2 separate regions of the Homo sapiens genome follow, and region 1 is linked to region 2. Evidence: read pairs that join two places in POLR2A ChIA-PET (ENCODE). Cell type or tissue: PC-9. All regions are shown on one strand. Each heading gives the region's core, and the rest is flanking DNA. Links, peaks and the distances in the headings are about the cores only.

Region 1 (15,301 bases), core at 5,252-10,251, 850 kb before region 2:
TGTAATCTCAGCACTTCGGGAGGCTGAGGTGGGCAGATCACCTGAGGTCAGGAGTTCAAGACCAGCCTGGCAAACACAGCAAAACCTCGTCTCTACTAAAACTACAAAAATTAGCCAGGCATGGTGGTGGGCACCTGTAATCCCAGCTACTCGGGAGGCTGAGGCAGGAGAATTGCTTGAACCTGGGAGGTGGAGGTTACAGTGAGCCAAGATTGCACCACTGCATTCCAGCCTGGGTGACAGAGTGAGATTCCGTCTAAAAAGAAAAAAAAAAATTCCAATCTAAACAAGGTTAATATGTCTACGCCTCATGAATTTTTCACAAAGTCATCTGTAGTCTAGTCTGGCTTATCAAAATTTAGTTTTTGATTATCAAAGATGTAACATAGTCAGTGGTATTTAGGTCATCTCACTTACATCTAAAGCTAAAGATTTTGGGTCCCACATAGAAAGTCAGAAATTCACACTCTCTGAAAACAGAAGGAAGAAAACCATAAATGACAGACAACTAAAACACTATATTCTTTTAAATGCAAAAATGAAAATATTCTCCTTTCCACATACCACACAATTATGTCTCACAAACTTTACAAAAAAAAGTAGTGCATCTTACTCTTAAAAATTTCTTGTTTTTTGAAAGCATTTTTAATTGCAGTAAATTATACATAAAATTTACCATTTTAACTATTTTTAAGTGCACAATTCAGTGGCATTAAATCTATGCACGACATTGTGCAACCATTACCATTATTCATTTCCAGAACTTTTTCATTACTCCAAACAAACTCTGTACCCATTTAACTATAGTTTCCCATTCCTCCCCAACCCCCAGCTCCTGGTAACCAATATTCTACTTTCTAGACAATATTCTACTTTCTTTCTCTGCCTATTTTAAGTATCTCATGTGTCTGGTTACCTGATGTAAATGGAATCATACAATATTTGTCCTTTTCTGTCTGGCTTATTTCACTTTGCGTATGTTTTCAAGGGTCATTCATACTGTGGCATGTAACAGAACTTCATTCCTTCTTAAGGGTGAATAATATTCCCTTGTACTTATATACCACATTTTGGAATTTATCCATTCATCTGTTGAAAGACACCTGGGTTGTCTCCATCTTCTTTTGGCTATTGTAAATAATGCTGCTAGGAACATTAGTGCATTAGTATCTGTTTGAGTCCCTGCTTTCAATTATTGGGGGTATATACCTATAAGTGAAATTGCTGGATCATATAATTCTATGTTTAACTTTTTTGGGGGAACCACCTGTTTTTCACAACAGCTGCACCATTTTACATTACCACCAGCAATGCATGAAGAAAACTACTTTTATGAGAGACAGCCCCACACAATTAAAAAAAAAAAAATTGGGCTGGGCGCCGTGGCTCACACCAGTAATCCCAGCACTTTGGGAGGCCGAGGCAGGTGGATCATGAGGTCAGGGGATCAAGACCATCCTGGCCAACATGGTGAAACCCCATCTCTACTAAAAATACAAAAAAAAATAATAATAATTAGCTGGGCGTGGTGGCATCTGCCTGTAGTCCCAGCTACTAGGGAGGCTGAGGCAGGAGAATCGCTTCAACCCGGGAGGCAGAGGTTGCAGTGAACTGAGATCATGCCACTGCACTCCAGCATGGCGACAGAGCGAGACTCCACCTCAAAAAATAAAAAATAAAAACATAAATTCTACTCTGTTTTGACAGCACTTGCCATCTGTTTAAACCCTTCCAATACATTTATATTTGTGAATATATATACATGTATATATATACATATTTTATTGAGATATAATTCACATATCATACAATTTACCTACTTAAAGCACACAATTCAGTGGCTTTCAGCAGAGTCACAGCTGTGCATCCACCACCAAAATAAATTTTATTTTTGAGACAGGGTCTTACTCTGTCACCCAGACTGGAGTGCAGTGGTACAATCATAGCTCACTCAGCCTCGACATCCTGGCCTCAGGGGATCCTCCGCCTGAGGCTCCTGAGTAATTGGGACAACAGGCACATGCCACCATGCCCAGCTAATTTTTTTATTTTTTGTAGAGATGGTGTCTTGCTATATATAGCAAGACCGAGGGAGGCCGAGGCAGGTGGATTACTTAAGGTCAGGAATTCGAGACCAGCCTGGCCAACATGGTGAAACCCTGTCTCTACTAAAAAATCAAAAAATTAGCCAGGTGTGGTGCCATGCACCTGTAGTCCCAGCTGCTCAGGAGGCTGAGGCATGAAAATCATTTGAACCTGGGAGGCGGAGGCTGCAGTGAGCCGAGATGGCACCACTGCACCCTACTCACTGCATTGCAGTCCAGATGACAGAGTAACACTCTGTCAAAAAAAAAAAAAAGAGACACAGAACAAATACACCTCAATTTTCATCTTATTTATCTAAATTCTTATCTTTACAGATTAAATAGTTCCAATTATTATTATTTTGTTTTTGAGACAGAGTCTTGCTGTATCTCCCAGGCTGGAGTGCAGTGGCACGATCTCAGCTCCCTGCAACTTCCACCTCCAGGGTTCAAACGATTCCCCTGCCTCAACCTCCCGAGTAGCTGGCATTAAAGGTGCGCACCACCATGCCCAGCTAATTTTTTGTATTTTTAGTAGAGATGAGGTTTCATCATGTTGGCCAGGCTGGTCTTAAGCTCCTGACCTCAAGTGATCTGCCCACCTCAGCCTTCCAAAGTGCTAGGATTACAGGTGTGAGCCACCGCAACTGGCCCCAACTCTTTAAAGGCCTAGTTCCCCATTTGCAGTTATTTTAATGCAATTATTATTATTCCAACTGAAACTTGCTACTTGTAGGTTACATATAACTAGAGCACAATCCTCAAACTTCCAAAACCCTTCCTTCCTTCTTTTCTGGATGTAGGATTCATTCATTTACTCTTTCATTCAATAAATATCAAGAACCTTTCAAATACAAAGCATTTGTGCCAGGTGTTACAAAAATGCAAGGTATAGTCAATGCCCTTAAGAAGCTTACCATCCAGTATAACTATTTAAGCAAAACTGGACTTCACTAGATGTTCTTTATTGTTTACTGCAGCTTTAGATCTATGACTGATTCTAATATTTTACAGATTTTATCATATGCTAGGTTTCTTTCCCTTAACACATGCATAATCTTGTGTTTAAATACAAAAGCTCAGCTAGGCCTTGAGGCTCATACCTGTATTCCCAGCATTTTGGAAGAATGAGATGGGAGGATCACTTGAGGCCAAGAGTTCAAGATCAGCCTGGGCAACAGAGAAGAATCCATCCCTACAATTTTTTTTTTTTTTTAATTAGCTGGGCATGGTGTTATACACCTGTAAACACTGAGTAGTCCCAGCTACTCAGGAGGCTGAGGCAGGAGGATTGCTTTAGCCCAGGAGTTCAAGACTACAGTGATTCATGCTCATGCCACTGCACTCCAGCAGCCAGGGTGACAGAATGAGACCCCATCCCTTAAAAACAGAAATTTAATAAATAAATTTAAATAAATAAAACAGAAATTTAATAAATAAGAGCTTTCCTAAATTTTGACAAACCTTTCTTCAAATTATTTCCATAATTTTATTAACACTTAAAAAACAATGATTAAAAAAGAATGGAATACTTATAAATAAATTTTTAAAATAATTGTTGAAATAAAGATCTAAAAAAAATAAAAAGACATCCCATGTTCATGGACAAAAATATTTAATATTATTAAGATGGTAATACTCCTCAGATTAGCCTACAGATTCAACATAATTCTTACTAAAATCACAGCTGACTTCTTTGTAGAAATTGAGAAGCTGTTCCTAAAATTTATATAAAAATTCAAGAGACATTAAATAGCCGAAACAATCCTACAAAAGAAGAAAAAAAGTTGGAAGGCTCACGCTTCCTAATTTCAAAACTTCTACAAAGCTACAGTAATAACACAATATGGTATTGACACAGGATAGACATACAGATAAATGGAATAGAACTGAGAGTCCAGAAGAAAAAAAAAAAAAGCCATACATCTATGCCCAATTAATTTTTGACAAGAGTGCCAAGACCATTCAATGGGGGAAACAAGTCTTTTCAACAAATAGTGCTCAGGCAACTAGATATGCACATGCAAAACAATGAAGCTGTTAGGCTCTTACCTCACACAATATACAAATTTAGCTCAAAATGGATCAAATACCTAAATGTAAGAGCTAAGATTATAAAGTTCTTAGAAAAAAACATAGGTATACCTCTGTGACCCTGGGCTAGGCAATAGTTTTTAAAATATGACACCAAAGCATGAGCAACAAAGAAAAAATAAATTGGCTTTTACCAAAATTAAAATATTTGTGCATCAAATGACACTACCCCCTTACAATTCAAGAATAAGACGACAACCCAATTTTATTTTATTTTATTTATTTACTTATTTATTTGAGACAGAGTCTCACTCTGTTGCTCAGGCTGGAGTACAGATGCACAATCTCGACTCACTGCAACATCCCCCTCCTAGGTTCAAACAATTCTCCTGCCTCAGCCTCCTGAGCAGCTGGGATTACAAGCATGCACCACCACACCTGGCTAATTTTTATATTTTTAGCAGAGACGGGGTTTCACCATGTTGCCCAGCCTGGTCCTGAACTCCTGACCTCAAATGATCCGCCCTCCTCGGCCTCACAAAGTGCTGGGATTACAGGCATGAGCCACTGCGCCCACCCGGCCTAATAACCCAATTTTAAAGTGAGAAAAATTAATAACAATGTATTACATTCTTGAAAATCACTAAGAAAATAGATTTTAAGCGTTCTCACCAAAAAAAGTTAATGCATATATTAATAAGCTCAAATTAGCCAATGTATACATATTTCAAAACAACATGTTGTACATGATAAATATATAATTTTTAAGATTTTTTCATCATAAAAAGTTCACAAAAGCCTTGAATAGGCATTTCTCCAAAGATATATTAATACTACTGTCTAGTAATCACATGAAAGGATGCTCAATGTCATTAGTCATCAGAGACATTTACTCAAAATCACAAGAAATACCAATTCATACCCACTAGGATGGCTTTATTAAAAAGACAGATAGGTACTGGCAAAAAAATTTGAAAAAATCTGAACCTTCATACACTGCTGGTAAAAATGAAAAAATGGTGCAGCCATCATGGAAAGCAGTTTGGCAGTTTCTTAGAAAGTTAAATATAGAGTTACCATATGACCCAATAATTCCACTCCTATGTATAGACAGACCCAAGAGAAATGAAAACATCTGTCTATACAAAAACTTGTACATGAATGTTCACAGCAGCATTGTTCATGACAGTCAAAATGTGGAAATGACACAAATATCCATCAACTAATGAATAGATAAACAAAATGTGATATATCCATAAAATGGAATACTATTCTGCAATAAAAAGGAACTCGGGAGTTCGAGACCACCCTGGCCAACATAACAAAACCCCACCTCTACTAAAAATACAAAAAATTAGCCTGGCGTGGTGGCACACTCCTGTAGTCCCAGCTACTCATGTGGTGAGGCATGAGAATCACTTGAACCCAGAAGGCGGAGGTTGCAGTGAGCCAGGATCGCACCACTGCATTCCAGCCTAGGTGATAGAGTGAGACCCTGTCTCAAAAACAAAACAAACAAACAAACAAAATGAACTTTGTTAACCGAATTTTTTCTCAATTTTTTTAAGAAATATAATGAGGACCCAGGTTTTAAGAATTTGGATTTCGGCCGGGTGCGGCAGCTCACGCCTGTAATCCCAGCTCTCCGGGAGGCCGAGGTGGGCGGATCAAGAGTTCAGGAGATCGAGACCATCCTGGCTAACATGGTGAAACCCTGTCTCTACTAAAAACACAGAAAATTAGCCAGGCGTGGTGGCGGGCACCTGTAGTCCCAGCTACTCGGGAGGCTGAGGCCGGAGAATGGCGTGAACCTGGGAGGCAGAGCTTGCAGCGAGCCGAGATCATGCCACTGCACACCAGCCTGGGTGACAGAGCGAGACACCATCTCAAAAATAAAAAGAATTTGGATTTCATCCTAAAACCCATGGATACTACTAAAGGATTATTTAAGCAAGTGATAAGTTTGGATTTGTATTTTAGGAAGATAAACCCTGCGCAACACAGTGCTATAAATGCCTAAACTTTTTTTTTTTTTTTAGTTTCGCTCTTGTCGCCCAGGCTAGAGTGCACTGGCAAGAGCCTGGCTCACCACAACCTCCACCTCCTGGGTTCAAGCATTTCTCCTTCCTCAGCCTCCTGAGTAGCTGGGACTACAGGCACACGCCACCAAGCCTGGCTAATTTTTTTGTATTTTTTAGTAGAGATGCAGTTTCACTGTATTGCCCAGGCTGGTCTTGAACTCCTGACCTCAGGTGATCCACCCACCTTGGCCTCCCAAAGTGCTGGGAATACAGGCAGGAGCCACCATGCCCAGCCCTAAACTTTTAATATGTAATGTAGTTACATTACATTACATATTAAAAGTAATTATATACATATTTAATATGTAATTACATTACATATTAAAATACATATTACATTAAAATAGTTATTACATTAATATGTAATGTAATGTAAATTTAGCAACACTTGAGTTGTTCTGAAGCTTATGCTAATAAAATCCTGGTTTCTTGCTACATTCTAAGTATGTTTGCCAAGTAATTTTCCTCTGGGTACATACTTTTATTTTGCTTATTTAAGAAGCACTCATATAGCACTTACTATGTGTCAAGCACTATTCCAAATGCTTTAGAAATATTAACTCATCCATTCCTCGTTACAGTTCTATAAGTCTATTATTCCTATTTTACAAGAACAAACAGTCACAGAAAGGTTAAGTAACTTGCCTAAAAATCACACAGCCAGTTAGTAATGCATGTTTTTGAACTGGGTTTTTATTTACAACCCTGATAAATATGTGGGACTTCTGATCTGCCTATTATCATCTTTACCATTTTTTAATTTCTAAAAATAGCACTTCTGTGCATCTGTTCTCAATTTAGTATGCACTATTTTTTTTCTGTGCAGAATTTATAGTGTTAATTCTATCCATCCTTGTGAAGTTTGGTTAAAAAATACTTTCAAGGAAGTGTTTTTTTAGTTTTTATTTACCATAGTTTACACTGTAAGTATGTTGTTTGTATTTACTGTAATACAGTGGTAATTTAGTTAACTTAATGACATTCTGTCTTTCAACTACCTAATTACCTAGTTTTAAAAAAAAGCAATAATTAGTTTTTTAAGGAATTAAGAAGTCATTTTATCCAAAGTATCTATAATTCAAATATTACATATAAATTCTCATCCTGTACCCAATATTATAGGCAAAAATTCACTAAGAAAATGAAAAGTTCTTTAAAAATAATTATAAAATTACATCTGTGTTTATTTTCCCATCCATTCACCCTACGTTAGCCCAATATTCCAGAGAATATAATTTAATAACAGACACAAAAAAGAATACAGAAAAATGTCTTGGAGTTCACAATATAATTTTATTAAAACTTATGGCCAGGCGCAGTGGCCGGCGCCTGTAATCCCAGTACTTTGGGAGGCTGAGACAGGCGGATCACAAGGTCAGGAGTTCCAGACCAGCCCGGCCAATATGGTGAAACCCCGTCTCTACTAAAAATATAAAAAGTTAGCCAGGTGTAGTGGTGCAGGCCTGTAGTCCCAGCTACTTGGGAGGCTGAAGCAGGAGAATCACTTGAGCCTGGGAGGAGGAGCTTGCAGTGAGCCGAGATTACGCCACTGCACTCCAGCCTGGGTGACAGAGCCAGACTCCGTCTCAAAAAAAAAAAAAAACTTATTCAGATGCAACTTTTATAGTGTTTCTAAAGTTCTTACAAATGTCAATTATCAAGGTGTTTATAAGTTGAATATTGACATTTGGGAAAATTAATTTATTATTCATTCCATTTTACCATAGTATTTTTTTTCAAGTAAAATCTTTGTTTCAGTGTTTCAGAATGACAATCCAACAAGTTGCTACTTATAAACTGGAGAAAAGAAAAACATTAACAAATTCACAACTCCATTGTAAAGGATAGCTATTTGTTGGCTTAAGTCTGTGTTTGGCTTATGGTCACTGTCATAAGACACACTTAAACACGAGTTTTATTGACTTAGATGACTGTAATGAAAACTTTAATTCAAACAAATAATTTGAGTTATGTAATCAGTCTTCTACCAACAAATTTTAAGTGTTCTATTGAATTGCTAATAAAAGCATTTTAATGCCTAATATCTCAAACTAGCTATCAGAATACAGTATATATATGACTATGGGCACATCTGAATTTTACTCAAAATTAGTATTTATGATACATAGTTAAGCACAAGATAGTACTCACTTGTAAGGGACCAAAAACTCATATTCTGTTTTCACCTTTATGCTTAACTATAGAAACTATATATCGGAGTACAGTCGTCCCTTGGTATCTGTTGGAGATGGGTTGCAGGACTTCCCGCAAAATTTCCAGATGCTCAAGTCCCTAATATAAAATGGTTTTGTATTTGCATATAACCTATGCACATCCTCCTATATACTTTAAATCATCTCTAGATTACTTATACCTAATACAATGTAAGTGCTACATAAATAGCTGTTACACTGCATCACTTAGGGAATAACAACAAGAAAAAGAAGTCTGTACATGTTCAGTACAGGTAAAAAAAAAAATTTTTTTTTTGACACAGGGTCTCACTGTCACCCAGGCTGGAGGGCAGTGGCACGATCTCTGCTCACTGCATCCTCTACCTCCTGGGTTCAAGTGATCCTCCCACCTCAGCTTCCCAAAATAGCAAAATATCACTATTCATATAGCTTACATTAATACTGTTTCTTCTGTTGCCCAGGCTGGAGTGCAGTGGCAGAATATATATAACCCGTGTCCTTTATAGAAGTATAGAAATGCACCCATTTTAAATGTTCTATGAGTTTTTTTAAAAAGTATGTATGTTTGTGTAATCACATGGTCAAGACAGAGAACATTTCAATCATTCCGTAAAGCTACTTTTGGTCCTTTGTAGTTAATCCTGCCCACTCCAGCCCCAGGCAACTACTGATCTGCTTTTTCTTACCATAGGTTTGTCTTTTAAAGAACTTCACATAAATGGGTCTATACAGTGCGTACTCTTTACCTTTTTGTTGTCGTTCAAGCACCACAACCTTCTAAAAGGGAACACAGTATTTTTAAAACTGGGTATAAAGGTAATAAATTTTTTGTTCTTTTATAGATTCCTATATTATTCCATAATATAGCCAACCATATATTTTTCATGTATATGTGCAAGTATAGGTTACTTAGCCATAATAGTGTTATTTATTCATTCACTCAAGATGAATTTACACATAGGTTCTGGCCCATGTTGCTTATAGCTTATTAGAAGAGACTAAACCACAGGGGGAGGGTTAACTTCTAAACTACAATTTACAATAGCAAACCTCCTTTATAGACGTTTGTTTTCAGAAGAAGGGAAATAGAGAAAGGATACAAGATGCCATAGCAGAACAACAAAATGTATAGACTACCGTGAGAAAACGGATACACGGGGTGAAAGGGGCAGATTAAAAAAGACAAAGCAGAAAGAACCAAAGTAAATTAATAAAGGCTCTATGCAAAATACCACTATTCACATAGCTCACATTAGTACTATTTCTTCTGTTGCTCATCTCTTCTTGAATTTACTTTGTCTCTGAAACATACTAGCAGAAATAGGGAACAATGGCATCCATGCTTCCATAAAACTACTGCCAAAGAAATCAAGAGCCCCACGGCACCTTCATTTCTAAAGTAATTCCCCTTAGGTGGTGGCTTCTGCTTAGCCTTCTCCTACTTTTCACTTCTGAGTCCCATCATCAGCCAGGAGAGAGGTATTTCTTGACCTCCTGGGCTCATGTGATCCTCTCACCTCAGCCTGCCTCCCAAGTAGCTGGGACTACAGGTGCGTAACACCATCCCTGGCTAATTTTGGTAGAGAGGGGGTTTTGCTACGTTGCCCAGGCTGATCTCGAACTCCTGAGTTCAAGCGATCCGCCCACCTCAGCCTCCCAAAGTGCTGGGATTACAGGCGTGAGCCACTGAGCTAGGCCAACATAGGTGTTTTGATCAGCCATCACTTCCTCTAAATGTTAAAGACACTCACCAAAGCCAGGCAATGATTTGCTAATTTTGAGTATTAAAATCTTCCCCAAAAGAGTCATAATCATATTCTTTATGAATTTTTGTATGTAGTTTATAAAATTTGTCTCATTACTTTATGGAAGCTGCTTAGTAAAGAATCCTACACAAACTATTCTTTTTATACCATCTGAACAATGGTGTAATCTTATTAGGGCCCAAAGTATAAATGCCAATTTCAAACGTTCTTTTTTTTTTTTTTTTTTTTGAGACCGAGTCTCACTCTGTCGCCCAGGCTGGAGTGCAGAGGCGCCATCTCCGCTCCCTGAAAGCTCCACCTTCCGGGTTCAAGCCATTCTCCTGCCTCAGGGGACTACAGGTGCCCGCCCACCACGCCCAGCTAATTTTTTTGTATTTTTTTAGTAGAGACGGGGTTTCACCATGTTGGCCAGGATGATCTTGATCTCCTGACCTCGTGATCCGCCCACCTCGGCCTCCCAAAGTGCTGGGATTACAGGCGTGAGCCACCGAGCCCGGCCTCAAATGTTCTTACTGACTGTTAAGACAGTCAATATAATCTCACAGCTCTGGGGTAAAACTGGTGAAGTTCAAATTCCAGCCTCATCCACGAGATATGTGCCCTTGGGAAAATTAGTAGATCCCTCTGTACCTCAGTTTGTTCATTTACGAAATAGGGATACTGGTACTACATCGCAGGATTTTTCTAAGAGTTAAATGTGAAAAATATATGTAAAATGGTGTTAAACATAAACTGCTTGACATATAAATTGCTCAAAAAAGGTTTTCAATTATTACTAACACTGAATTTATTCTTTTGACTAGCATGTCCTACAAAGATTGCCTCAGGTACAGTTTTTTTTATTAAAACTAAATTTTTTTCTTCTCTTGCTTTATTTATTTATTTTATTATTATTATTTTTTAAGACAGGGTCTTGCTCTGTTGCCCAGGCTGGAGTGCAGTGGCATGATCCCATGATCATGCAGGCTCAATGCAGCCTTGACGTCCTGGGCTCAGATGATCCTCCCACCTCAGCCTCCTGTAAAACTAATTTTATAAAGATAAGCATAATCAGCCAGGCCCAATGGCTCACACCTGTAATCCCAGCACTTTGGGAGGCTGAGGCGGGCGGATCACCTGAGGTCAGGAATTCAAGACCAGCCTGACCAATAAGGTGAAACCCTGTCTCTACTAAAAACACAAAAATTAGCTGGGCATGGTGGTGTGCACCTGTAGTCCCAGCTACTCATGAGGCTGAGGCAGGAGAATTGCTTGAACCCAAGAGACGGAGGTTGCACTGAGCCCAGATCGCACCACTGCACTCTAGCCTAAGCAACAGAGAGACTCCGTCTCTAAATAAATAAATAAATAAATAAGCATAATCAACAACTTAGCTCACTATTAGAAACTTTTCTGTTCTTCTCTCATCTTCAAAACTAAATACCAAATTCAGTAAAAGACTAATCACAGTGTTTCCTGAATGAAAAAGAAGTGATAAACATTCATGGGTGGGAAGCAATAATGATCATTACCTATTTACCACATAAATGTTAAAAATAAAAGAGAATGGGCTGGGCACGGTGGCTCATGCCTGTAATCCCAGCAGTTTGGGAGGCTGAGGGAGGCAGATCACCCGAGGTCAGGAGTTCGAGACCATCCTGGCCAACATGGTGAAACCCCATCTCTACTAAAAAAATACAAAAAATTAGCTGGACATGGTGGTGCGTGCCTGTAATCCCAGCTACTTGGGAGGCTCTGGTGGGAGAATTGCTTGAACCTGGGTGACAGAGGTTGCAATAAGCCAAGATTGTGCCACTGCACTCCAGCCTGGGTGACAGAGCACGACTCCGTTTCAAAAACCAAAAAAAAAAAAGAGAAAAGTATATATTTTTCAAAAGCTATTAAGAACAAATAAAAGTAACTGAACTCTCATGTAACAAATGTTTAGTTCAAATGATTAAATATATATATCCTTTATTACATCAAGTTTATTTATTCTGAAAGCTAGATCCATTATCTGTAGTTAACTCATAGAGGAAATCTCTACCTTTTCACTCAAGTACATAATTATCATTGGTCTTATACTCTGTTAGTTTATTTAAACTTGACTTTTATTAACACAAAAGCAAACAGAAGACACAGCAACCTTCTTTGCGTAACTTGAAATAAAATCTTAGCAACAGCAAGAAAAGACAATAATACAAATTAATAAGCAACATTTCTATTGAAAAATGTCTTTTACCTCTCTAAAGTTAAAAGGTCTATATCCTATGCCACTGAATAATCTTTATTTTTTTCTAGTTACCTGTTACTCTTAATATAAAATATACTCTGAGGAGTCAACTTTTTCATATAAAAAGTGTCTGTTTTGGCCGGGCGCAGTGGCTCACGCCTGTAATCCCAGCACTTTGGGGGGCCGAGGTGGGTGGATCACCTGAGGTCACGAGTTCGAGACCAACCTGACCAACATGGAGAAACCCTATCTCTAATAAAAATACAGTATTAGCCAGGTGTGGTGGTGCGCCCTTGTAATCCCAGCTACTTGGGAGGCTGAGGCAGGGAAATCGCTTGAACCTGGAGGTGAAGTTGCGGTGAGCTGAGATTGCACCATTGCACTCCAGCCTGGGCAACAAGAGCGAAACTCTATCTCAAAAAAAAAAAAAAAAAAAAAGTGGCTGTTTTTTATATATAATACTAATCACACTGGGAAATGTTTTTCTGTACTACCACTTTGAAATTTTAGGGGACTCCTGGAATAATCAGAGTCAAGAGTAAATTAAAATCAGGCCAAGAACCACTGGATTAGAATATGAATTTATATCCTTTTATTTTAAATAAGCAATAGAATTCCAGTATTGAGTGAAAATAATGAAAGCAGAGTTTAGGAAGGGACACAAAAACAGGTGGTAAGCAATCAGAAAGAGATGGATCTAAAGACAAGAAGCTGGGATGAACTAGGTATGACTTTTGACATGTTTGAACTTCATTATTTCCATAATACTTTTAGTTTACTAGACATGGATCCACAGAGATTATTAGATACTAAACAAGAAAAGAATTCAATAGATTATTTTTCATGTTAAATGTTTTCAAAAAATCCTTTCCAAAAAGGTATCTTTGTACATAAAATATTATAGGCATTTATGATCTATGATATAACAAGGGCCCTAGGAAGAAATATAAATCAGAAATATTCTATAAAGTCAATAAAACATTGCTACTATGTTTAGGATTTTCCATTTTTGCACTATGAAGTATAATTCTGGATGGTACCATATCAAATAGATTAGCAGTAGTAAAAAAAAAATCATAGTTTATTTTCTCTTAACTCATTGTCATATTTCACATTTTCTTTTAAAAATCTTCCGGTCTTAAATGTTTAATTTAAACAAAGATTGTGGCCGGATGCGGTGGCACATGCCCGTAATCCTAGCACTTTTGGGAAGCCATGGAGGGTGGATCATGAGGTCAAGGGATCGAGGCCACCCTGGCCAACATGGTGAAACCCTGTCTCTACTAAAAATACAAAAATTAGCTGGGTGTGGTGGCACGCGCCTGTAGTCCCAGCTACTCAGGAGGCTGAGGCAGGACAATCACTTAAACCCAGGAGGCAGAGGTTGCAGTGAGCTGAGATCATGCCACTGCACTCCAGCCTGGCAACAGAGTGAGACTCTGTATCAAAAATAAATAAATAAATAAATAAATAACAAAGATTATATCAGATCAGCATTTAGCTCTTATTTAACCAGTTCTTTCATTTGATATATAATCTCTTAACTCATGCTTTTAAAATCATTAAAATTGTTAAATCTATTGTTTATATTTATCTATTTTTCCAATTTGTTTATACTCTTATTTTTCCTGTTTTATCTATGATTTTTCTATAATCTTATATTTCTCTATTTCTAGAATGATTCATTCAGTTTCATTTCTATCTTAGTTTTTCATTTGCCAAAATGAATAGTTTTCATTATAGAATGTACAACAAATGGTGCCTTTTCTCTGCAGCTGAATTTTTTTCCCAGGCACTTCAAAAAGGAATCCTAGCCTTCGAATTTGAACTTACTAATGGCAAACAATTTTATTTAAAAAAAATATATAAACCATGTTCTTTAAAGATGGAAAATACAAAAATAGAATTGAAAAATAGAAAATCAGTGATGTATACTTTTGTTCAGGATTTTTGTAACACAAGTTACTTTGAATATAATTGTAACAGCATAATTTTTATTTACTTATTTTATTAAGAGTGTCACATGTTAATTATGGGGTTACCAGAAACATCATTTAATGGCCATGTATTATAACATTAATTAATTAGCCAGGACCCTTTTCCCATTGTCAGGCAATCATCGTATTAAATTTAAAAAGAGGTTGCAAGAAAGACTAGCACTGTTTTGATAGGAAGGTTAAATGCAAACTCAGTTGAATAGTAGACATTTTGAATCTACTTCTAAAGTTTAATAATACCCAAGCGCAGGCCAGGTGCGGTGGCTCACGCCTGTAATCCCAGCACTTTGGGAGGCTGACGCAGGCGGATCACGAGATCAGGAGATCGAGACCATCCTGGCTAATATGGTGAAACCCTGTTTCTACTAAAAAATCCAAAAAAAATTAGCCGGGCGTGGTGGCAGTCGCCTGTAGTCCCAGCTACTCAGGAGGCTGAGGCAGGAGAATGGCGTGAACCCAGGAGGTGGAGCTTGCAGTGAGCCGAGATCGTGCCACTGCACTCCAACCTGGGCGACAGAGCAAAGACTCCATCTCAAAAAAATAATAATAATAAATAATAATAATAATACCCAAGTGCAGGTTTTCCAACCTTGTTTCCCCCCAAAAAAAAAATTTAAATTTGGAAAACGTACGTTCTATAAAAAAATTAAATTATATCACACCAATTACTTAAATTCCCCTCACTCTGGGCCAAGTTTTTAAATACTATTTATAGATGAAAATCTAGACTACTGATGTAAAACATGCATACATAAATATTACTAGACAGAACTTGATAGTATATACCATTGGGAGTTAGTACAGCACAGTAGTCAAGAGGCTAGGCTAAAGTGAGACTACCTGGGTTGGAATTCTGGTTCTACAATTTACTAGCTTGTGACTCTGGGTGAGTTATGCCTTCAATTGCTCATCTCTAAAGTAGGATAATAATA
Region 2 (15,301 bases), core at 1,620-6,619:
AGCGGCCTAATTTTTTAAAAAATTTTTCTAGAGAGGGGATCTCACTATGTTGCCGAGGCTGATCTCAAATTTCTGAACTCAGGCGATCCTCCTGCCTCAGCCCCTTTACTGAGTTCTCATTTTTTAATCTAGTCTTTTTTAACTGTAGAGCTTCATGGGTTAGTGAGTCAGCAAATTGATTCCCTAGGTCAGGACCACCTCCCAAAGCCTCAGTTTCTCCACCCTCCTAATGGGAATAATGATCAGAAATGTCTCCCTATGCTGTTGTGGGACTCCCATACAATTAAAATGACAAATGTTTCTTGAGCCATAAATGCTCTGTACAGAAGTGAGGGGTAAAAATAGTAACAATAGGGCCAGGCATGGTGGCTCACGCCTGTAATCCCAGCACTTTGGGAGGCCGAGGCGGGCAGATCACGAGGTCAGGAGATTGAGACCATCCTGGCTAACGCAGTGAAACCCCGTCTCTACTAAAAATACAAAAAATTAGCCAGGCGTGGTGGTGGGCGCCTGTAGTCCCAGCTACTCGGGAGGCTGAGGCAGGAGAATGGCATGAACCTGGGAGGTGGAGCTTGCAGTGAGCCGAGATCGCGCCACTGTACTCCAGCCTGGGCGACAGAGCAAGACTCTGTCTCAAAAAAAAAAAAAAAAAAAAAATAGTAACAATAGGTGCTGGACATTGAAGATTACTGTGCCAGTCTCTGTGCTAAGCATTTGACACTGACCAGCTCTTTTTTTTTTGAGACGGAGTCCTGCTCTGTCGCCCAGGCTGGAGTGCAATGGTGTGTTCTTGGCTCACTGCAACCTTCGCCTCTTGGGTTCAAGCGGTTCTCCTCTATCAGCCTCCTGAGTAGCTGGGATTACAGGCATGCGCCACCACGACTGGCTAATTTTTGTATTTTTAGTAGAGACAGGGTTTCATCATGTTGGCCAGGCTGGTCTTGAACTCCTGTCCTCAGATGATCCACCTGCCTCAGCCTCCCAAAGTGCTGGGATTACAGGCATGAGCCACCGTGCCCAGCCACTGACCAGCTCATTTAAGCTCATTTCAAAACAACCCAAGAGCTGTATTATTATTCCCATATGATAGATGGGCAACTGAAGCTTAGAGAGATTGAGGCCAATGAGAGGTGGCGCAGGACTGGAACCAACCTCTCTGATTCCAGGGCCTTTCTTCTAACAATCAGCTTCATCTCATGTGGTCCCAGTCTTCCAGCTGGAGCTGCAGTTTTCAGTCTGTTTTTTGATGTTGACCTGGAAGAGACCTTTAGAGTTCACCCAAACCTATGATTTGCAAATAACTTGTTCAATGTCACATAGGCAGGTCAATGTCAAAGCCAAAGACCAAAACCCAGGATCTTCTGACCCCCAGAGTGGGGCTTTTAATGCCACAGCCACACCATGGCCACCATCACCTTCTCCAGAGAATTCTGTCCCCAGTGAAATAATTTTAGGATCAAAAATAGAATAGATAGGGGCCAAAGGTCTCAGGTCCTGGGCCAGTGGCCCTCCAGCACCCGCCGTCCTCCATCAAAAGACAAAAACAGAATAGACAGGCAAATGTTAGGTTAGACAACTTCCCTGTCTGACTCCCTGTGGCCAGCCACGTCTGGGTGGCTTGTCTACCCCGACAAGGGCACCTCCTTTCCCTTTATCCTTCAAGCATGGTTAGAACTACACAGCATTAAGTGGAGTCAGCCACTCACTAGCCCTGTGACCTTGGGGAAGTCAGTGTTCTCCTTTGTATAAGTGAATTGGCATGAGCTAATACAAAAACAATCGCTAAGCAGAGTTCTTGGCTCATCATAGCAACTGCTCAATAAATATTTGGAGTAGGGGTTACTCTTTCAAAAGGCCCAGCCCCTATTTCGCTTCCTCCTGGGGAAAGCCATGTTTGGAATATTTCACCCAGAGCTAAAGGTGCCTCTGAGTCCATCAAGTAATTTCTCAAATGCAGACGATTTCTGGGCAGCCCAGCACCGCCCCCCCCAACAACCTGTCCCCTCAATTTTAATGAGTTTCCAATCAGGTCTTTTGGATGTCGTATTTTGGCTCCCTCTGCTCTTAACCCACCAGGAGGCTCAGAGGGAGAAGGCTCCGGTATTTCCTTTCCCACTAGGATCGTGCCTTGAACAAGATAATGGAAATACAGAAAGAGGCGTTTCCCCCATGGGGCTGTACTGTCTGCTTATTTTTTTCCTCTCAGTTATGTAAAAATACATATTTTATACCATCGCTGGGCCCTGGGAGCCTTTAGGGCTTTACTTTCTTCTACCCAGCAAGCCTTGGCCTCGTAACTCTGCAGCGACTCTCATCGACTCTTCCATTACACTCTGATAATTCAATAAAAAGGATTTTAGAAAACAATTAGGGGCAGCAAAGTCAGGTCAGGCCTGATGCATTCTTCAGACTTCTCGGCAAGTCCTTCTCCAAGCTCCAAAGACAGTAGATCAGGTGTCCAGGGTGAGGCGGGAACACAGAGGGGCTCCTTGTGGAAGACAGGTGCTGTGTGACTTTCGCAACACACTGAATTGCTTCTCTGTTTCCTATTTATTTATTTAGTGACAAGGTCTTGCTCTGTTGCCCCGGCTGGAGTGCAATGGCGCGATCTCGGCTCACTGCACTCTCTGCCTCCCAGGTTCAAGAGATTCTTGTGCCTCAGCCTCCTGAGTAGCTGTGATTACAGACACACGTCACCATGTCTGGCTAATTTTTGTATTTTAGTAGAGACGGGATTTCGCCATGTTGGCCAGGCTGGTCTCAAACTCCTGACCTCAAGTGATCCACCTACCTCAGCCTCCCAAAGTGCTGGGATTACAGGTGTGAGCCACTGTGCCTGCCCTCTGTTTTCTCTTGTATCAAACAGGGATACCTAAGCAGGCCTGGTGGCTCACAACTGTAATCGCAGCACTTTGGGAGGCTAGTTGGGAGGTGAGAAGATTACTTGAGCCCAGGAGTTTGAGACCAGTCTGGGCAACATGGTGAAACCCCATCTCCCCAACAAATATTATTTTGAATTAGCTGGACATGGCAGTGCATGCCTGTAGTCCCAGCTACTCTGGAGGCTGAGGTAGGAGGATCATTTGAGCACTGGAGCCACTTCACTCCAGCCTGGATTCACTTCTGGCTCTGCCATTAGTTGAGAAGCATAAGTCATTTTATCTCCACCATCTTGGTTTCCTCATCTGTAAAATGGGAATGTTGATAGCACTTAATTCATAAGGTTCTTGTAAACACTCTGCAAAGGTGAGTGATTAGCCCTCTTGGCCCAATACATTCCCTTTCCAGTTCTAGGAAAAATTGTGAGCTGCCTGGAGCCTCCCCTCCCCCAGGCTCTCCTTCCCCCACCCCCGCCACTAAAGCTCCTCAGGTTATCTCTTGCATCTACTGGAGAAAATTCTTTCATGCCGGCCAGCTCATCATTTCGAACCTCCCAGGGCCATTTGCACTTTAAAGAGGGCTCTAGAGAAAGACTTTTCTTCTTTCAAAGGAGTTGTAAATGCTGTCCAGGGCTTTTAACCTGGTGTCTGTGGATGGGCTCTGGTGGGGTCCCTGAATCCCCTGAGACTGTACACAAACCTGTCCGTGCAGGTGATAAGGCCCATTGCTTTCCTAACATCTCAACTGGGGAAAACCCAAACTCCAGGAGTTGAGCTTTCTCTGAGATCTTGCTGAGATCCAGCGCTAACAGTGGAATTTCAGGCATCACTGGGGAAAAGAAATGTTTGGCCAGAGGCCTTGCCCTTCAGATCACCGCAGATAGATAAGAGACCCTGTCACCTGGCAGATAACAGACCCCGCATGATGGGATCACAGACTCCAGGTTTCCTTATGGCAGAGGACAGACTTTCACTTCCTGGGTGTTTTGGCCACTGGCCTGCCTGGAGGCTAAAGATTAATCCTTCAGGCAGTCTTGTCCCTTTCATCTCCTGGCAAGGGGTGCAGTCATAGGGTTCAGATTGGGGTGGGAGGTGCCCCTCTCCAGACCTCTGCTGAGAAGAGTCCAACCGCCAGCCCACTGGGGAGGAATCCCCAGAGAAACTGGAATTGCTAGGGATTACAGCCTGATCAGGCTCCTGGCTAGGTAGGGTAGAGGAGGCTCCCTTCCTGCTGCTCCTAGAGGCTCCTGAAACCTCTGCTGGGCTGGGCTGCCTGCCAGCATGGAGGGGCGGGAACTGGCTATACCGCCTCCAGTTGAAACGGTGCTAACTGATAGGGGTGCCGCCCTTCCAGTCTGCAAAAAAAAAAAAACAGTTTTATTTCAAACACAAAGTAAAGAAAATAGTGTAACACACACTACATATAGTATAATGAAACCACAGGTATTCATCACCCAGCCCCAACAGTAGTTTTTTGCAATTTTTAAAGTTTTTGTAAACTTTGTAATTGTACCAAATCTTCTTTCATCTTTCTACCTTTGCATTTTTATTTTTGTCTTTGCAGAATTTTTTGTTTGTTTGTTTTTGAGACAGGATCTAACTCTGTCACCCCGGCTGGAGTACAGTGGCCCAATCTCGGCTCACTGCAGCCATTACCTCCTGGGCTCAAGCCAATCCTCCCACCTCAGCCTCCCAAGTAGCTGAGAAGGCAGGCATGAGCCACCACACCAGGTTAATTTTTGTATTTTTTGTAGAGACGGGGTTTCATCTTGTTGCCCAGGCTGGTCTCAAACTCCTGAGCTCAAACAATCCACCTGCCTTGGCCTCCCAAAGTGCTGGGATTACAAACATGAGCCATCACGCCCAAATTGTATATATATATATGTGTGTGTGTGTGTGTGTGTGTGTATATGTGTGTGTGTATATATATATGTGTATATACGTGTGTGTGTATATATATATGTGTATATACGTGTGTGTGTATATATATGTGTATATATGTGTATATGTATATATATATATATATATTTTTTTTTTTTTTTTTTTTTTTTTTTTGAGACGGAGTTTCACTCTTGTTGCCCAGGCTGGAGTGCTGGAGTGCAATGGCGTGATCTCGGCTCACTGCAACCTCTGCCTCCTGAGTTCAAACCATTCTCCTGCCTCAGCCTCCCAAGTAGCTGGGATTACAGGCATGCGCCACCACACCTGGCTAATTATTCTATTTTTAGTAGAGACAGGGTTTCACCATGTTGGTCATCCTGGTCTTGAACTCCAGCCCTAATATATATATATAATTATTTTTTATAATTATATATGTATTTTATAATTATATATATTTTTATAATTATATATATATATATATATATATATATATATTTTTTTTTTTTTTTTTTTTTTTTTTTTGAGACGGAGTTTCCCTCTTGTTGTCCAGGCTGGAGTGCAATGGTAAAATCTTGGCTCACCACAACCTCGGCCTCTTGGATTCAAGCCATTCTCCTGCCTCAGCCTCCTCAGTAGCTGGGACTACAGGCATGCACCACCACACCTGGCTAATTTTGTATTTTTAGTAGAGACGGGGTTTCTCCATGTTGGTCAGGTTGGTCTCGAACTCCCGACCTCAGGTGATCCGCCCACCTTGGCCTCCCAAAGTGCTGGGATTACAGGTGTGAGCCACCACACCCGGCCCAAATAATATTTTAAAGCAAATCCCAGATAACATTTCTCCTGTAAATATCTCAGTCTGCATATCTGAGAAAGACATCTTTTAAACATGATCCCATGCCATTAGTAAAGCACCTAATAAAATTCACAGTAGTTCCTCAATATCATTGAATGGCTAAGCCACATTTTAAAAAATGTCTTTTAAACAATTTTTTTTGTTTGTTTGTTTTTGTTTTTGAGACAGAGTTTCACTCTTGTTGCCCAGGCTGGGTGCAATGACGTGATCTCGGCTCAACGCAACTTCCGTCTCCTGGGTTCAAGCAATTCTCCTGCCTCAGCCTCCTGAGTAGCTAGGATTACAGGCATGTACCACCAAACCCAGCTAATTTTGTGGTTTTAGTAGAGACGGGGTTTCTGCATGTTGGTCAGGCAGGTCTCCAACTCCCGACCTCAAGTGATCCGCCCGCCTCAGCCTCCCAAAGTGCTGGGATTACAGGCATGAGCCACCGTGCCCGGCTTTTTTTTTTTTTTAGGTGGAGTCTCTCTCTGTTGCCCAGGCTGGAGTGCAGTGGTGCAATCTCAGCTCACTGCAACCTCCGCCTCCCAGGTGCAAGCGTTCCTCCTGCCTCAGCCTCCTGAGTAGCTGGGATTACAGGCGCATACCACCAAGCCCAGCTAATTTTTGTATTTTTAGTAGAGACAGGGTTTCACCATCTTGGTCAGGCTGGTCTCGAACTCCTGACCTCATGATCCACCCGCCTCGGCCTCCCAAAGTGATGGGATTACAGGCATGAGCTACTGCACCTGGCAAACAATTATTAATAGTTTGGGTTGGGCGTGATGGCTCACACCTGTAGTCCCAGCACTTTAGGAGGTCGAGGCAGGAGGACTGCTTGAGCTCAGGAGTTCAGACCAGCCTGAGCAGCATAGGGAGACCCCATCTGTACAAAAAATTAAAAAAAAAATAGCCTGGTGTGGTGGCGCACACCTGTGGTCCCAGCTACTAGGGAGGCTGAGGTAAGAGAGTCACTTGAGCCCAGGAGGTCGAGGTTGCAGTGAGCCGAGATCACGCCACTGCACTCCAGCCGGGCAAGAGAGGAGACTCTGTCTCAGACAAATAAAAAAATGTGTTTGAATCAAGATCCAAGCAAGAGCCACATTTTACTTTTGTCTGTTATGCCCCTTAAGACTCTTTTTACCTATAAGCTTCTCCATCCCTTTTTGTTCATCTTTTTTGAGGTATAATTGACTACATATGTTTAAAGTATACAATTTGATGAGTTTTGGTATTTGTATACACTGTGAAACCACAACTATGATAGTGAATGTATCCTTTGTTTGTTTCTATTTTGATGTAATTCCAGACTTACAGACTTCTTTAAAAAACAAAACGAAACAAAACAAAAAACACACAGGGTCATTTGTTCTGTAGGATGTCCGGCATATATATATTTTTCTGAGACGGAGTCTCACTTTTTCGCCCAGGCTGGAATGCAATGGCGCAGTCTCAGCTCACTGCAACCTCCGCCTCCCGGGTTCAAGCAATTCTCCTGCGTCAGCCTCCCCAGTAGCTGGGACTACAGGCCAGCACCACCATGAGCAGCTAATTTTTGTATTTTTAGTAGAGACGGGGTTTCATCATGTTGGCCAGGCTGGTCTCGAACTCCTGACCTCAACTGATCTGCCTGCCTCAGCCTCCCAAAGTGCTGGGATTACAGGTGTGAGCCACTGTGCCCAGCCCTGCATTTTGTTTTTGGTTGAATGCATCTTTGAGGTGTCCTTAAACGCGTTCCTCAATCCCACATGTAACATGAACTACTACTGAGATATACAGGCTTGCCTTGATTCAGATCAGTATTTTAGGCAAAAATATTTTATAAGTGTTGCCGGGCGCTCCCATAGCATTGTATCAGGAAGCAAGAAGCTCTCTTGCTGATTCACTTTCAGGATGCTAAGCTTCTGTAGGTGTCAGCAGATCTCTCCATTATCAAATTCTCCATCAGCCCCTTCACCTTGTGGTTTTAGCACTGTGGATGATGGCTGTTCCCATCCATTAGCTCAAACAACAAACATTCATTAACCACTCCCATGTGCCAAGCATTCTGTTTAACACTAGGAACAAAGAGATAAACAAAATACGGTCCCTGCCTTTAAGAAGCTCATAAGGGGCTGGGCGTGGTGGCTCAAGCCTGTCATCCCATCACTTTGGGAGGCTGAGGCAGGCAGATCACTTGAGGTCAGGAGTTCGAGATCAGCCTGGCCAACTTGGTGAAACCCCATCTCTATTGAAAATACAAGGCCAGGCGCGGTGGCTCACGCCTGTCAATCCCAGCACTTTGGGAGGCCGAGGCGGGCAGATGACGAGGTCAGGAGATCGAGACCATCCTGGCTAACACGGTGAAACCCCTTCTCTACTAAAAATACAAAAAATTAGCTGGGCGTGGTGGCGGGCGCCTGCAGTCCCAGCTGCTCCGGAGGCTGAGGCAGGAGAATGGCAGGAACCCGGGAGGCGGAGCTTGCAGTGAGCCGAGATCGTGCCACTGCGCTCCAGCCTGGGTGACAGAGCAAGACTCCGTCTCAAAAAACAAACAAACAAACAAAAAACCTCATAAGGTACTGTGGGATGGAGACAAGTAAACACTTATCGTTTTATTTATTATTTATTGAAAGCCAATTATGTATCAGGCTTTGTGCTGGATGCCAATAATTGCATTATAATGTATGATAAAAGTGATAGCTACTATTTATTGGAGTGCACTATAGTACGCCTTGTCTCACCAGTCTTCATACAGCCGTTTGCTATAATACATACATACATTGTACAGATTTTGGGGTTTTGTTGTTGTTGTTTTTGGAGATGGAGTTTTGCTCTTTCTCCCAGGCTGGAGTGCAGTGGCGTGATCTCGGCTCATTGCAACCTCTGCCTTCCGATTTCAAGCGATTCTCCTGTCTCAGTCTCCTGAGTAGCTGGGATTACAGGCATGCACTACCACGCCTGGCTAATTTTTTTATTTTTAGTACAGATGGGGTTTCACCATGTTGGCCAGGCTGGTCTAGAACTCCTGACCTCAGGTGATCTACCCACCTTGGCTTCTGAAAGTGCTGGGATTACAGGCATGAGCCACCGCACCGAGCCCTGTTTGTTTTTTATTAGAGATGAGGACTCATTATGTTGCCTAGGCTAGTTGTGAACCCCTGGCCTCAAGTGATCCACTCGTCTCGGCCTCCCAAAGTGCTAGGTCTACAGGCGTGACCATTTTACAGATTTGGAAGCAGAGACTCACAGAGAAGTAAAGGGATTGGCCTGATGTTACACAGTGTATTAGTCAGGGTTCTCCCAAGAACAGAACAAATAGGATATATACAGAGAGAGATGAGAGGGGACTTATTAGGGAAATTGACTCATGGGATTATGGAGGCTGAGAAGTCCTAGGATAAGCCATCTACAAGCTGGAGAACCAGGAAGCTGGTAGCATTGCCCAATCCAAGACTTTCAGTCCCAGGCTGAAGGCCTGAGAACACTGGGGGGCTGCTGGTACAAATCCCAGAGTCAAAAGGCGAGAGACCCTGGAGTTCTGATGTTTAAGGGCAGAAGGCAGGTGTCCCAGCTCTAGAAGAAGAGAGAGAGAGAAAGTGAGTGAATTCACCTTTCCTGCCTGCCTTTTTGTTCTATCCTGGCCCTCAGTAGACTGAATGGTGCCCATCCACGTGGGTGTGGGTGACTTTTCCTCACTCAGTCCACTGATTCAAATAGCAGTCTCTTCAGGAAACGTCCTCCCAGACATACACAGAAATAATGCTTTATGAGCTATCTGGGTATCCCTTAATCCAGTCAAGTTGACACCTAAAAGTCACCATCACACACAATAAAAATGACACAGCTGGGGCGGGCGCGGTGGCTCATGCCTGTAATCCCAGCACTTTGGGAGGCCAAGGCAGGCAGATCACAAGGTCAGGAGATCGAGACCATCCTGGCTAACCTGGTGATACCCCGTCTCTACTAAAAATACCAAAAAATTAGCCAGGCGTGGTGGTGGGCGCCTGTAGTCCCAGCTACTCAGGAGGCTGAGGCAGGAGAATGGCGTGAACCCGGGAGGCGGAGGTTGCAGTGAGCCAAGATCACACCACTGCACTCCAGCCTGGGTGACAGAGCGAGACTCTGTCTCAAAAAAAAAAAAAAAAACAACCAAAAAAATGAAAGAGCTGGAATTTGAACCCTGGGCCACTGCCCTCTGCAGTCTCTTAATCTCTGTGCTATTCCACTAAGATCAGGGTGGGGTTTTGTTTCTGGGTGCCATTTGAACTGAGTGGCAAACCTTGCTTAATTTAGCAAGAAATAGTCTTTTGCGGGGACCTGAAATTCCAGACTCCGGGGCAGCCAAGAGAAGGAAGGCAAGAGGATGGCCTGAGCTCCCTGTTGTCCAGCCCAGCAAGAGCTCCCATGACAGCCACAGGTCAGGGGAGCAGGTGACCAGGGCTGGAACCAGAGGGGCATTTGGTCCTCTGGCCAGCCTATAGAGCAGACACAATCATCCCCATTTCCCAGAAGAGGTGACTGAGGCTTAGAGAAATGAACGACCAGTTTCATGGCAGAGGCAGGGAGGCTGGTGTTCTGGCTTAAGACCATCCTGGCACAGTGGTTCCCAGCATAGACTTCAGTTCCTGACTGCCTGCTTCTGAATTCTGCCCTTCTTTTTTCTTTTTCTTTTCTTTTTTTTGAGACAAGGTCAGGCTGGAGTGCAGTAGTGCAATCTCAGCTCACTGCAACCTCCGTCTGCCTCCTGGGCTCAAGCGATCCTTCCACCTCAGCCTCTTGAGTAGCTGGGACTACAGGCATGTCCCACCATGCCCAGCTAATTTAGGTATTTTTTTGTAGAGACAGTATTTCACCATGTTTCCCTGGCTGGTCTCCAGCTCCTGGGCTCAAGCAATCCACCCACCTCAGCCTCCCAAAGTGCTGGGATTACAGGTGTGAGCCACCATGCTGGCCTGAATCCTACTTTTCTACCTGCTAGTAATAAGCCTTTGAGTCAGAGCCACAGACTCTTTGGACTTCTAATTTCCTTATCTGTACAACTGAGAATAATAATGGAACCTACTTTGTTGAGTGATTTCAAGAATTAGGTGAAGGGCCGGGCGCGGTGGCTCACGCCTGTAATCCCTGCACTTTGGGAGGCCAAGGCGGGTGGATCAGGAGGTCAGGAGATCGAGACCATCCTGGCTAACATGGTGAAACCCCGTCTCTACTAAAAATACAAAAAATTAGCCAGGCGTGGTGGCGGGCGCCTGTAGTCCCAGCTACTCCGGAGACTGAGGCAGGAGAATGGCGTGAACCCTGGAGGCAGAGCTTGCAGTGAGCCGAGATCGGGCCACTGCACTCCAGCCTGGGCGACAGAGTGAGACTCTGTCTCAAAAAAAAAAAGAATTGGGTGAAATAACCTAACTAAACATGGCAGACGGGAGTGCAAATCAACGTGAACTATTATTTCCATATTCCACATTACTCAGGGGACAAGATTTTTCCTGAACCAAGTCCATGGGCAGCAGGCCCCTCCAACTTAAGTGGAGTGAGTTAAGCCCCCTGGAAAGTGGGGCTGCTGTCATGGAGCCCTGTGGCTGACTGGGTGTCCTCCCACTGCTCAGATACCTTTGGACCTGGCATCTCAAGAACAATAGATAAGGTGCTGCAGTTCATAACTGTGGAGGCCCAGGGACCTGTTGCTTCCTGTCCCCCGCTTCCAAGCAAAGAAGGCCCCACCCTCTTCTCAGAGCAAGGGAATCAGGTGCCAGAACTCTGTCTACTTGGGACGGAGAGATAAACCCTTCCCCAACCAACCCTCTGCTGGCTCGGCAGCCAATGAAACCACTCCCTGCCAAGTTCAGCCTAGCCCCACACCAAAGATGTTTGGAGACAAAGGGCTCTCTGATTTTACCTGCTGTCATTAAAATACTTCATTTTCTTAGTGTATGCCCGTTGAATCCTTGATGTGACATCCATATAGATTAATTCCCTTTCAAAAAAAGGGACTTTGTGGCTAACACCATTTATTTATTCATGTATCACATCCCAGGAGGTGGCCAGACAACGTAGTGTGGGGAATTGACAGGTCTCGAGACCATTTTTTTTTTTTTTAAATAATAGGGTCTCGCCTCTGTTGCTCAGGCTGGAATGCAGTGGTGGGATCATAGCTCACTGCAACCTTGAACTCCTGGGCCCAAGTGATTCTCCTGCGTCAGCCTCCCGAGTAGCTGAGACTAACAGGTATGTGCCACCATGCCTGGCTAAGTTTTTAATTTTTTATTTTCTGTACAGTCAGGTGCTCACTATGTTGCCCAGGCTGGTCTTGAACTCCTGGTCTCAAGTGATCCTCCTTCCTTGGCCTCCCAAACTGGTGGGATTACAGGTGTGAGCCAATGTGCCCAGCTGTAGGTCCTTGAATCCTTGATGTAAAGTCTATATAGTCTAAATTCCCTTCAAAAAAGGGACTTTGCAGCTAACATCATTTATTTATTTTTATTTACTTTTTTGAGACAGAGTCTTGCTCTGTCGCCCAGGCTGGAGTGCAGTGGCGCAGTCTTGGCTCACTGCAACCTCCACCTCCTAGGTTCAAGCGATTCTCCTGCCTCAGCCTCCCAAGTAGCTGGGATTACGGTGTGCGCCACCACACCCGGCTAATTTTTTTTTTTTTTTTTTGAGACGGAGTCTCGCTCTGTCGCCCAGGCTGGAGTGCAGTGGCCCGATCTCGGCTCACTGCAAGCTCCGCCTCCCGGGTTCACGCCATTCTCCTGCCTCAGCCTCCCAAGTAGCTGGGACTACAGGCACCCGCCACTATGCCCGGCTAATTTTTTGTATTTTTAGTAGAGACGGGGTTTCACCGTTTTAGCCGGGATGGTCTCGATCTCCTGACCTTGTGATCCACCCACCTCGGCCTCCCAAAGTGCTGGGATTACAGGCGTGAGCCACCGCGCCCGGCCTCACACCCGGCTAATTTTTGTATTTTCAGTAGAGACAGGGTTTTGCTATGTTGGCCAGGCTGGTCTCAAACTCAAGTGATCCACCCACCTTGGCCTCCCAAAGTGCTGAGATTACAGGCGTGAGCCACCGTGTCTGGCCTCATTTATTTACGAAATCCCAGGAGGAGGCCAGAACATAGTGTAAGGAATTGACGAGTCTTATGACTTGAAGCAAAATTTATTTCCTTCTCTAACTCTCAATTTATCTTCTGTAAAATGACTCAGTTAGCTAGAAGGAGGCTTGAGATCTCTTCTGCCTCTAAGAACCATGATATTGAGCTTCTTGAGATTGAAAACTGGCACTGCACAGGATCCCATTTTTTCCTTTTGGGGACCAGGAGTTCTCAAGCAAGGGGTGTTTACGGAATCATGATGCTGTTTATTGCTTTTCAGTATTTAGACTCAACCTCCAGACAAAGTACAGAAGATTTAATTATAGCTATAGAACAAAATGTAAATGTTATGAATAATATATAACTATTAAAAATTGGGAATTGCTTGAGAGGGAAGCCAGGAAGCTTGAGAAGGACATTAAATTCCTCATCTTCTAACAAGTACTTCTCTGGAGAAGGAGAATTGGGCTGAGTGGTGAGTTCATAATTATTCGCTATATTATTATACTTTATAATTTATATATGTGATACATTTATTCTCTTTATATGTCAAATATTATCTCTAAAAGATAAAAAAAAAAAAAAGTAATAGAGGCAGCGGATCACCTGAGGTCAGGATTTCAAAGCCAGCTGGGCCAACGTGGTGAAACCGTGTCTCTACTAAAAATACAAAAATTAGCCGGGCCTGGTGGTGGGTGCCTGTAATCCCAGCTACTCAGGGAGCTGAGGCAGGAGAATCCCTGGAACCTGGGAGGCAGAGATTGCAGTGAGCCGAGATCACGCCATTCCATTCCACTCCAGCCTGAGCAACAAGAGCGAAACCCGTCTCAAAAAATAAATAAATAAATAAATCTGTGTTGAAGGTCCCACTCCCTCCACTGTCCACAAAGATGACCCAACAAACCCGGTGCTACCAACTGCCCCTATTTGTCTGGGATCCTGGGTCTCTGGGGGTGTAAGACTTTCAGTGCTAAAACCATGAAAATCCCAGGTAAACTGGGAGAAGTTTGTTCCCTTACCAGAGTCAGTGAGGACTGATTGGATGGCTTGTCCACCCCACGTGCTCATGTACTCATGTATTTGTGGAAGGGCTGTGTCTTGGTCTTGCCAGGTGTTGTAGGTGGGAAAGGTGGAACTGGCCAGGCTGGATCCAGACTGTAGCCGGTGGCAAGAGCTTCCTGCCAGGGTGGAGACCTGCAGAGCAATAAAACCTGGGCAAAGGACAAGGGTTCCAATGAGGCCTAGAAAATTCCAGAGTCCAGATACAGGACGAGGCATCTATAATTCTCCAGAGTAACTGTCCAACTTTTCAGGCCACATTAACTCACTCACTCACTCGTTCATTCATTCATTCATTCATTCAATAAACACTCACTGGCACCTAGCATGCACAAATGCTTGGCTGGTGACAGGGGCCCCTCCCTATCCTGAAGAAGCTTTTGATCTGATGGAATAAACAGACAAGGGAGCCAGGGATTTACAACCCAAGGATTTACAACCCAGAGCAATAAGCAAGGATAATCCTTTTGTTGTTGTTGATGTTGTTGTTGTTGGTAGTCTTGCTTATCACCCAGGTTGGAGTGCAGTAGTGCCATCTCGGCTCACTGCAACTTCTGCCTCCCAGGTTCAAGCAATTCTCCTGCCTCAGTCTCCTGAGTAGCTGGAGTTACAGGCACCCGCCACACACCCAGCTAACTTTTGTATTTTTAGTAGAGATAGGGTTTCACCATGTTGGCCAGGCTGGTCTCGAACTCCTGACGTCAAGTGATCTGCCCGCCTCAGCCTCCCAAAGTGCTAGAATTACAGGCGTGAGCCACCACGCCTGGCCAACAAGGATGATCTTAACAATTATGTATTATTATTTTGTTTTGAGACGGAGTTTCAGAAATATGATGGGGAGCAAAGTGACATTTAAGCTGAGTTAACCAGTGTTTCTGGCAGAAGTCACCACCTGGGCAAAGGCCCAGAAGGGAGAAGAGCTTAGTCTAGCCAAGAAGGGAGAGGCAGGAGGTTAGACCCAAGAGCAGGGAAGGGGCTGGGCATAGTGGCTCACACCTGTAATCCCTAACTGCTGAGTACCCGCAGTTAAAAGACTGAACTGTGGCCGGGTGCGGTGGCTCATGCCTTTAATCCCAGCACTTTGGGAGGCCAAGGCGGGTTGATCATCTGAGGTTAGGAGTTCGAGACCAGCCTGGCCAATATGGTGAAACCCCGTCTCTACTAAAAATACAAAAATTAGCCAGACCTGGTGGCAGACACCTGTAATCTCAGCAACTCGGGAGGCTGAGGCAGGAGAATTGCTGGAAACTGGGAGGCAGAGGTTGCAGTGAGCCGAGATCGTGCTACTGCACTCCAGCCCAGGCCGACAACAGCGAGACTCCATCTCAAAAAAAAAAAAAAAAAAAAGACTAAACTGCATAAAGGGTAAGGTCCAGGAACACTGAGATGCTGAGAGGATGTCACACAGCTTGTCTCCAGGAATGTCACATGATTTAGTATGATGATTAGGAGCATGGGCCCTGAAATGAGAGGGCTGGATCAAATACTGGGGATACTGGGCTATGTTGACCTTGACAATTTATGAAACCTCTGCGCACCTAGGTTCTTGTCAATTAGTAAAATAGAGGTAGTGCT

What was found. Peaks named below come from ENCODE experiments on the same cell type or tissue, not always from the same donor. Only the 100,000 strongest peaks of a DNase experiment are listed, where the experiment ranks them.
Region 1: POLR2A ChIA-PET joins it to region 2 with 8 read pairs; 1 of 35 experiments calls an interaction of 5 or more read pairs at or near these places.

Annotation. Positions count from the first base shown.
Region 1 is chr16:69,571,379-69,586,679 of GRCh38, reverse strand. All of the region lies in intron 2 of NFAT5 (nuclear factor of activated T cells 5), which reads right to left. Among named protein-coding and RNA genes, the nearest start is that of NFAT5, 13 kb to the right of the region's middle. In PC-9, for the core only: no CTCF peak of the experiment used is centred there; no DNase peak of the experiment used is centred there; H3K27ac peaks cover 890 bases.
Region 2 is chr16:68,721,002-68,736,302 of GRCh38, reverse strand. It overlaps a transcript of CDH3 not described here. Among named protein-coding and RNA genes, the nearest start is that of CDH1, 8.6 kb to the left of the region's middle. RefSeq lists enhancers at 3,038-3,713, 7,614-7,758, 7,410-7,929, 12,562-12,706 and cis regulatory regions at 7,686, 12,634. In PC-9, for the core only: no CTCF peak of the experiment used is centred there; a DNase peak (open chromatin) is centred at 4,012; H3K4me3 peaks cover 605 bases; H3K27ac peaks cover 2,014 bases.